2 separate regions of the Homo sapiens genome follow, and region 1 is linked to region 2. A link is a contact called in ENCODE POLR2A ChIA-PET data. All regions are on one chromosome and are shown on one strand. The core of a region is the stretch at or near the end of the contact, and the rest is flanking DNA. Distances in the headings are between cores, read along the strand shown. Region 1 overlaps LOC124902740 (a long non-coding RNA gene). Region 2 has its middle 74 kb from the start of BIRC3.

Region 1 (4,652 bases), core at 471-2,970, 230 kb after region 2:
TAACACTGTATGATTGTGCATTTTCCTATTTTAAATTACCAGTCTTTCAGAGGGAAGAGTATATAAGAAGATTCTTCCCAAAATAATTTGTGCAAATTGTTGACAGCCGAAGTTTGTAATGCACATAAAAGTAAAACTTTTATGTGTTTATTGTTCATTTTCCAGGAAGTTCTCAATTACAAATAGGCAGATTTATTTTAGGGAAACAGATTAGTAAAACCAGTTTTTCACTAGATTATTTACAAATTGTCTCACTATACGTTATACATATTACATGCAAAGGAGGCCTTATGATCCTTTTTTAACTATTCTCTCATCAATATTAAGATAGAATTCTTTAAAAGGAATGTAACTGCTCACCCTTTTGAAGTGTTTAAATGTCTTCACTAAAAATTTGACATTTTCTACTTGATTTGGTTTACTTTTTCCTGAAAAAAGTGAACACAGTGAAAGGAAGTGATAAATAGGGATGCAAATGGGTTATCCTTTCTTGTTCTAAAAAATTAGTCTTAAGTTTATTTTTCTCTCTATAGGAGATAAAAGATGTATGACATGGACCACTTATGGTTTAAGCTGAATTGCCTCTGTCTTATAATTTTTACTGAGATTCAGTTTATGTTTGACCTAAAAAATTTAAGTATCATACAAAGAGTTTATATAAGAACTTAATATAATTTTCTATAGCTCTTTTAACAAGTTGTAAACTATTTTATTAACCCTTTCTTTAAAAGGCTACCAAGAAGCTGATAATTCATGAGAAACAGATAAAATGACTATAAATTATTCCTCTCAAATAGGACATTTGGCCCTCTTTCTAAAATAATTTCATCATCTCTTTAGAGAGAATAAATAGTCTTTGGCAGGGAGCTAGATCTTGCAGATCTAACAGGGGGTTTTCCGTGTTGCATCAGAATAAGAATTCAAATAGAATAAGATAATTAACTTGAAATTCCAGGCTTGGGTCCACTCCTGACTATCTACTGGACCAGGAGCCTGTCTTGTGCCTTGCTCTGATGAGTAATTAACTTCAGTTTCTTCATTTGTGAAGTAAAGGGCTTAGACTAGATCATCTTTAGGGATTCCCTGAGCTCTGAAATGTTTACACTGTTAGAATAGGCCTAAGGCTATCAGTTTCAATTATGTTGTACTCATCTGTTTCACAGCTCTTCTTGAATATTTTGTTCAATATCAGAAGGATGTTGAGAACAGGGCATGTAAGGAGATGGTGAAAGGTCTAGGAACATGTTAGTAAGAATTGGAGGAACGGAGCTTGGAAAAGTGGTTCAGGGTGGGAGAAGTATGAGATCTTTTTCTCTGAAAAATATGGAATCTCTCATGTGAAGAAGGCAAACATGTATTCCAAGAACAATGGGTGAAACTTGCAAGGAGACAATTTCAGTTCCTATATACCCCTTTATCTCCAACTTCCAGTCCCTGATCCTCCAGAAGATCTTTTGATCTCTGGGCCACTGGCTTAAACTCTCCTCCAAATCCAGTCCCACCTCCTCCACAAATTTTTATGTAAGTTCTAAAACTCCAGCTTCCCTAGAAAATCCTTTAAACATCAACTGCCTGCTTTATCTTTCCTTTCCTTGCAAAATTTTCAGAGAGCACTCCAGCCTGATCTCTAGGCTCAGAGTATACAGGTCACTTGTGTCAATGCTGACAGCCAGAAAATAAACCTGGCACAGGCCCTGGTACGTGCAGCTAGTCTTGCTTTGCTGTACCTTACAACTCCTCCTACTTCCTGGTGTTCTGTAATCAGACTCCTCAGCCACAGACCTTCCTATACAATGCCTCCTGTGAATATATCCTGGATCCCTACTGCAAAGAATTCATGTCCCTTGGACAGAAACAGATCTTCTAAATTACAAAGCCCTTTTGTCTCCACTTTTGAAAGAGCCTATCAAATTTAGAGAGGAGTTAGAAAGATTAGTGGCCATTTATAACCCCATTCATAGGAACCTCCACTGGCTACTAAGGGGTGTTCTTTACACCCATGATTATACTGTGGTTATCAGACATTCCAGAAAGCCCCCAAATGAATGTCTTACCTCTAGAGGGAATAAGTGGCCAGAACTTCTCCCAGGTCCTCCTACAATTGACCAGGAAATGGCTGAGTTATGGGGCCTGATAGGGACAATATTAGAGGCCTTTTCCTCTAAGGTGAAGTGGTCTAGGGTTGAATTATGTACTCAGAAGAAAGGGGAACATCTTAAGGCCTATATGGAATGATTTATACAAACTTTTGAAAGGTTCACTGCATTAAATTCTGAAGCCCTAGGACATGAACAATTTTTAAATTCTGCCTTGGTTAGAAATCACCCTGATACAAAGAGGCAAATCCAAAATAGTGTCATTGGCTGGACAGGTCATTCTCTGAATGTTATTATAGAAGGAGCTATGCAATTCTTTAAAAATAACTTGCAGGAAAATAAGAGGAAAAACGGATTAAAGTCAATAGTACTTGCTTTGAAAATTGATTCTTTACAAAAACAAAATCATAACTCCAGGGAAAACTCAAAACCCACTCACCTTTCTCCCCAACCACAGAGCTTTGTCTTCAGATGTTTGCAGATATTGTAAAAAACAAGGGCATTGGAAAAACAGCTGTCCTAGACTTATGAGAAAGGAAAGCTTAAATAACAATCTCCCTAGACCCCAGCACCTTCACAAGGTCAGCTTTCTCTCTTCTGTGGGACAATACCCCATCGATTGATGGGGTCAGCTAATTTTCAGTCACCCCCTAGATCCCACTATTAAACTTACAGTAGAGGATTGGGAACTGAAATTCTCTTTCTTTTTTTATAAGAGACAAACTCTAGCTATGTTGCACAGACTGGACTCCTGGGCTCAAGCAATCCTCCTGTCTCAGCCTCAGACTATAGACATGGGCCACAGGGCCAGCTGGGAACTGTAATACTTAATTGCCACTGGTGCAACTGTCCCTACCATCTGCTCAGAGGATCTCTCTCCCTGTCACCTCTGCTTCTATTCAAGCTATTGGAGTTTCTGGGCAACGTATTTCATTGCCCATGTATCAGGCCACTGCAATACCCTTAGGCCTTCTTAACACCCATCATGTAACTCTAATAGATTCATTGCCCAATGTATACAGCAAATCAATATGCGGAGACACATATTGGGGGCAGCAGAGAAAGAGGTTTAATTGTAGGGCCACCAAACGAGGAGATGAGAGGAAACCTCAAATCCACCTCCCTGAGGATTTTGGGGTTAGGGTTTTTAAGGATTTTGGAGTAGGCCAAAGTGTGGAGATTGTTGATTGGTTGAAGGGTACAGGGTAAACTAATGACATGGGAGTTGAAGAAGCTGTATTTTCATGCTGATCCCATTCCTCTATGCTGGAATTCAGGGTATGAAACAAAACGTATGATTCTTATGTCAGAGATCCTGTCTGTAGGAATAATGGGGATGCAAATCAACTCTTAAACAGTCTTACAACCCTAATGTCAGCAATCCTATCCAGAGGAACAATGTGGTTACATCTGCAGATGCTCAGATTCTAGTGCTATGTGCCTTTCAGCAACAAGGAAGTGGGCCAAAGTGCAGCCTGATTAATGCTGAATTATAATTGTATTTCTCTAGAAACCAATATGCAATGCTTGTCAACCCTGTGGGAGTGTTTTCAGTCAAGGTTTTCTAGTTTCTGAGTCCTCACCAACAAACCTGTTAGGTGGAGATGTGTTATACAATGTAAAGAGAGAAGCATTTTTATTTCCCTGGCCTTAGACTTCCTCCTTTCCCTAATGGAAATTCATCTTGATTTTAAATCCTCTGAAGAGGAAGCAACCTTTAAAGATGTCTCAACTCATCTCCCAGCCTCACATGCCAATGAGATTGAATTGCTACTGTGTGTGGAGCCTGTAGTTATTGCCTGGAAAAGAATAAATCTTTCCTGATAGTAGCTCAGTATGCCCTCTCACAAAATGCAGAGCAAGAAATTAAACCTGAGAAAGAAAGAAAAAAAAAAAACCCTTTTTATCTAAGGAATGCAAACTCCTTTAAATTATCAGGCCCAGAGAGGTATTTATAATATAACAGCAGTCAGGTTTCATTCGCCCTTGAGCTAAAGAATTACCTCTTGAAGCTATATGTGCTATATGAGCTATAGACTAACTGATGCCATACAGCCATAAGATGTCATATACCCTATAGTTTAACAACGTATAGACAATCACTAACCAATGTGTTTCTGTAAATCAGTGAGAATTCTTGATGAACGTATTTTGTAATCACTCCCTCTCCTGATTCGTCCTTTTTCTTTAAAAACTTGAGCCTTTCCTTTGTTCTCCCAAAGGCTTGCCAAGGCAACCTGGAATCAGGCTGCAATCCTCAGCCTTGGCACAGAAAAACTCTTTAATTTTGCCTCAGCTTCTTCCTTTTAGGTCAACAAACTTATAATAGACTGTCTTTTACAGAGGGTGTTCTTGTCTTTATTTCCTTCCTTACTCTGTAATACCTTAATCTTGCCAGTAAAGAAATAAGGAACATTTGATTCAGACAGGAATAAAATCTATTGATTTGTACAAGATCTAAGAGCCCATAAACTCCTTTGTGATTTTTCACCACCCCTTAGTCCCTAATCCAGCTGACATTTCTACTTCAATTTCTGCTGATACAGCCTGATTTAC
Region 2 (5,059 bases), core at 521-3,020:
GGGAAATGCTTTGGCCAATCTAGATTTTCTGTTTAGTCATATCTGTCACTGTTTGCTAGGTGCTTTCAATAAACGTTTGAGCACCCACCACATGCCAAGCATTGGACTAGGCCTGGAAATGCAATGCCAGAAAAGTATGATCTTATGGTCTAGTGGGAAAACAGACCTTAAGGAATTAAAAGTATCATGATCATTGGGGGAAAATGCACATTCCAGTGGTCAGAAAATAGAAGCATAAGTTCACAGAGTCCAAAATGTGTTTTGTGTGGCCATGCCAACAAGGATCAGTAGGAATCCCGTATGTGCTAATGCAAAGATTCACTCGACCCTTCACTGCCCAGGAGGAGAGGTGGGTTGTTTGCACGGGAGTGATGTGCAGTTGGCGTGCAGACATCAAGAGCCAGTGTGAGCAAGTGACACTTCTTCAGTCGAACCCTGCTCTGGTGTGGTTGCTATATACCAGTGGCAGCAGAGAGACCAGGCTCACCAGTATAATTCTGCTGTTGAAGAGGGAGGCTGCTATGTCAAGACATATTGTTCTAGAATATTTCCAAGACCCCCTGCCTGCAGGAGGAGGTGCAATGGGCAGAGGAGCTCAGTGTCATGGAGTGTTGCTGAGTCACTAGTACCAGCAATGGGAAGTCATTGAAGAGTGTTGAGTAGGGAAATGATGTGGTCACGTGAGTGTGTTCAAAAGATGTTTCTAGCTGCTGTGTGACATGAACTAGAGGGAGGGGGTGAGCATGGTGGGGCCAAGTGGAAACTACAGTGGCAGTGCAGGGGTGAGGAGATGGTGGTTGTGGCAGTGGGAGAGAAAAGGCTCAGGCTTGGAACTGCCTAGGTGTGGGAGAGAAGGACAACAAGTAGTGTGAAACAACAGAAGAATGGGATCGGGGAAATATCCCAGACAAAAACATGTGGGTGAAGTGCAGAGCACAAATAAAGGTTGCTGCCTGACCCAAAAAGAGATTGCTGCTCTGTGAATCCTGTGTTACCATAAAGGACAACTGATTTAGATGGTGAACTTAATGGGCAACTCTAGAGTGTGTTTGATCTCATTAAACTCTAACACAACACACAGGAAACCCCAAAAATAACAAGACCAGTCCACAACCCCTTTAAAATCAAGAGCAAGGCCGGGCGCAGTGGCTCGCGCCTGTAATCCTAGCACTTTGGGAGGCTGAGGCAGGTGGATCACAAGGTCAGGAGTTCGAGACCAGCCTGACCAACATGGTGAAACCCTGTCTCTACTAAAAATACAAAAATTAGCCAGGAGTGATGTCGTGCACCTGTAATCCCAGCTACTCAGGAGGCTGAGGCACGAGAATCACTTGAACCCAGGAGGCAGAGCTTGCAGTGAGCCAAGATCATGCCACTGCACTCCAGCCTGGGTGACAGAGTGAGACTCCATCTCAAAAAAATAAATAAATAAAATAAATAAATAAATAAATCAAGCAAAATAGAAGAAACCAAAACATGCAACCATCCCAAATACAAATACAAAACATGGATTTAAATGATTTGTCACGTCGCTATTTTTAAATGCAGGGCGAATCCCATTAGAACCTTTCTCTCTGTGGATAAAATACAAATCCCTGCCTAATAAGCACAATAAGAGAATGTTGGCAATTCTGTTATTTCATCTCTAGCACGAATTGACCTCATTTCTCCAACTGGCTTTGTGCTTTGAAAAACTGACCAAAATGCCACGCGTGTGTTTGATTAGCACTTCACACCTTGTTTACAGTGCACTAGAGAAACTGGCTGTTGTTGGCATCCGTCCAGCTGTTCCTGATGAGTTGCCAGGCTGAGAAATCTCCCTGGATTGGGATAACTGGAACAAAGGCCAGGCTGACTGAAAAGTCAGCTGAGGCTGGGCCTGGTGGCTCACGCCTGTAATCCCAGCACTTTGGGAGGCCGAGGTGGGTGGATCGCTTGAGCCCAGGAGTTCAAGACCAGCCTGGGCAATACAGTGAGACCTCGTCTCTACAAAAAATAAAAAATGTAGTCAGGCGTGGTGGCACATGCCTATAGTCCCAGCTACTCAGGAGGCTGAGCCAGGAGGATTGCTTGAGCCCGGAAGGCAGAGGTTGCAGTGAGCCAAGATGGTGCCACTGCACTCCAGCCTGGGTGACAGTGATACTGTCTCAAAAAAAAAAAAAAAAGAAAAAGGAACGTTCAGATGGTCTTTTTTATTTTTGGTGGGGTGTGGGGAGAGATGCCCCAAAGCCTGAGCTAGACTCCTAGAGCTCTTTAATCCCCAGAACCAGCATCTATGAAAGAGGAGACTTTTTACAGCCCTACCCTCTTTTTCTTTGGCTACTGTGAAGTGTTTTCCCTCTGAGCTAAGGTATAAATGGCAACTGGTTTCCAAAACCACTTATTCACATAGCTAGTGAACCATTTGGGCTGGTACTGATAGCCTCCCCTGAACCATCCCAGGCATGGGGAGGGTTACAAGTGCTTCATGATATTTGTAGGTCAAGACCCTTGACACCCTGCCCAGGGCAGCCTGAGCAGGGTAGTTGGGAGTGACCCCATATGGTCAGGACTCGGGAGCCGGATCCCTCAGGATCACAAAAGCACACAAGGAGGTGTGAGGCAGAGTTCAGCCAGGTCTCGAAATGAGAGAATTGCAGGCCAGGCACGGTGGCTCACGCCTGTAATTCCAGCACTTTGGGAGGCCAGGGCAGGCAGATCACTTGAGACCAGAAGTTCAAGACCAGCCTGGCCAACATGATGAAACCCCGTCTCTACTAAAAATAGAAAAAATTAGCCGGGCTTGGTGGCGGACGCCTATAATCCCAGCTACTCGGGAGGCTGAGGCAGGAGAATTGCTTGAACTTGGGAGACAGAGGTTGCAGTGAGCTGAAATTGCACCACTGCACTCCAGCCTGGGTGACAGAATGAGACTCCATCTCAAAAAAAGAAAGAGAGAGAGAGACAGAGAGAGAGAGAGAGACAGGGAGGAGGGAGAAGGGGGAAGGGGGAAGGGAAGGGGGAAGGGAAGGGAAGAAAGAAGAGAAGGAAGGGAAGGAAGAGAAAAAGAGAAAGAGAAGAAAGAAAGGAAGAAAGAAAGAGAAAGGAAAGAAAGGAAGAAAGAGAAAAAGAAAGAAAGAAAGAAAGAAGGAAAAAGAAACAAAGAAAAAGAAAGAATTGCAGATCTCTAGGGAGAAAAACGAGGCCCAGAAGGACAAAGTGACTTGCTCAAAGCCATGTAGCTAACAAGGGACAGAGTCTTACACTTTTCACTCCCAGTGAATTTCTCCTATAGCTATATTGGTAAAAACCACAGAGTCAAAATTGCTCTCAAACTCCCATGACCTTGCCTGTAATACAGTTCGTCCAAAGGTTCACACTCTGAAAGGCACTTAGAGGGCTAATAGCAATGGAAGAACAGCAGGTCCAGATCGCCCATTTCAGGCTCACTCTGAAACCTGTGCTTATTGAGTGGAAAGGTCAGTGGAATCGCCCAGGCTTTTAAAACATTATTTCTCTCTTGCTCTCTCTCTTATTTCTCTAGAATAAATGGTTTAATTTATGTATGTTAAATGGGTGGTGAGGTGCTTGCTATATGTCAGGAACTGGAATGGACAATGGGGAGTTAATACCACTAATAATGGCCGAGCGTGGTGGCTCACACCTGTAATCCCAGCACTTTGGGAGGCTGAGGCGGGCAGATCATTTGAGGCCAGGAGTTTGAGACCAGCCTGGCCAACACGGTGAAGCCTCATCTCTACTAAAAAATACAAAAATTAGCCTGGGTGTGGTGGTGCCCACCTGTAGTCCCAGCTACTTGGGAGGCTGAGGCAGGAGAATCGCTTAAACCTGGGAGGCAGAGGTTGCAGTGAGCTGAGATTGTGCCACTGCACTCCAGCGTGGATGACAGAGTAAGACTCCGTCTCAAAAAAAAAAAAAAACAAAAAAACCTACCACTACTAATAGCAGCTAAGCTATTAAGAGCTTAATGTATGTCAGGCACTATTCTAAGAGCTTTGTTAACTCATTTAATACCAATGATGAATAAGCATGTTCCTTGCTTTCAAAATGCTCATTGTCAAGGGAAGTGGTTCTAAATCCTGGCTGGATATTAGAATCTCTTGGAAAGTTTTTAAACACCTTGATGTGTGGGCTCCACCTGCCAGAGATTTGGCTTTAACTGGACAAGGGATCAGGGGAGTCTGAGCATCAGGGTTTTTGCAAAGCTCTCCTCACCACTTTTGTGTGCAGCCAGGACTGAGAACCACCAGGCCAGGATAAAGGAGACAGACATGTCGAGCGGCAGTGACACCTGAGGGTACCTCAGTCTGAGTCACCCCTCTGCGCTAAGGGAGCCCATATATGAGACACCTGACCCAGACCCTGAGGGTCAGGAAGATGCTCAGAGGAAGAAGTGAGGGAGGGTCACTCTAGGCATGATGTAAGGGAGTCTCTGTTCCTACCATGTTTCTTTGGCTCACATCTACCCACCTGGCCCTGTCCCAGCTGAAACGTTTAGTTTTAAGGACCCTGAGCCAATTAAAGTCAAACTAGCATTCCTGATGTTAAGAAGTACCCCCGTGAAGCCAGGCATTGGTTTCCACACCCAACAGGAGATGCCTGTTCTCTGACTGGGTTTGAGGTTCAACCAGAGAGCCTCTGTCCCCCAGGGCAACTGACTCATCAGGGCTGGACATCAGGGAGAAGGGAACTGGCTTGTTTGAAAAACTTCCTCTTCTTGGCATAAGCCTCCATAGTTCTGTATAATCCTTAGGTCAAAGGTTGGGGTCTTGGCCACAGGACCCCTGATTAGTATTGCAAGTGCACTACACATCAAATGGATTTTATGTGCTACTTTAGAGATTGGGAATTTTTTTTTTTTTTTTTTTGAGACAGTTTCGCTCTTGTTGCCCAGGCTAGAGTGAGGTGGTGTGATCTCAGCTCACTACAACATCTGCCTCCTGGGTTCAAGTGATTCGCCTGCCTCAGCCTCCCAAGTAGCTGGAATTACAGGTGCTTGCCACCACACCTGGCTCATTTTTCTTTCTTTTTTTTTGTTTGTTTGTTTTTGAGATGGAGT

The links. ChIA-PET counts read pairs that join two places held with the same protein, here RNA polymerase II (POLR2A).
Region 1: POLR2A ChIA-PET joins it to region 2 with 10 read pairs in A673. The contact joins two enhancer-like sites. POLR2A ChIA-PET finds 5 or more read pairs at or near these places in 2 of 52 experiments (A673 and BJ).

The regions. Positions count from the first base shown.
Region 1 is chr11:102,475,296-102,479,947 of GRCh38, forward strand. The region is part of intron 1 of LOC124902740 (a long non-coding RNA gene); the gene reads left to right. All of the region lies in intron 1 of LOC102723838 (a long non-coding RNA gene), which reads left to right. Among named protein-coding and RNA genes, the nearest start is that of TMEM123-DT, 25 kb to the left of the region's middle. RefSeq lists a silencer at 1,606-1,655. Within about 2 kb of position 1,721, at least 13 of the 41 ENCODE cell types and tissues checked have a DNase peak (open chromatin) inside an H3K27ac peak, as active enhancers do.
Region 2 is chr11:102,240,586-102,245,644 of GRCh38, forward strand. No RefSeq gene overlaps it. Among named protein-coding and RNA genes, the nearest start is that of BIRC3, 74 kb to the right of the region's middle. Within about 2 kb of position 1,771, at least 4 of the 41 ENCODE cell types and tissues checked have a DNase peak (open chromatin) inside an H3K27ac peak, as active enhancers do.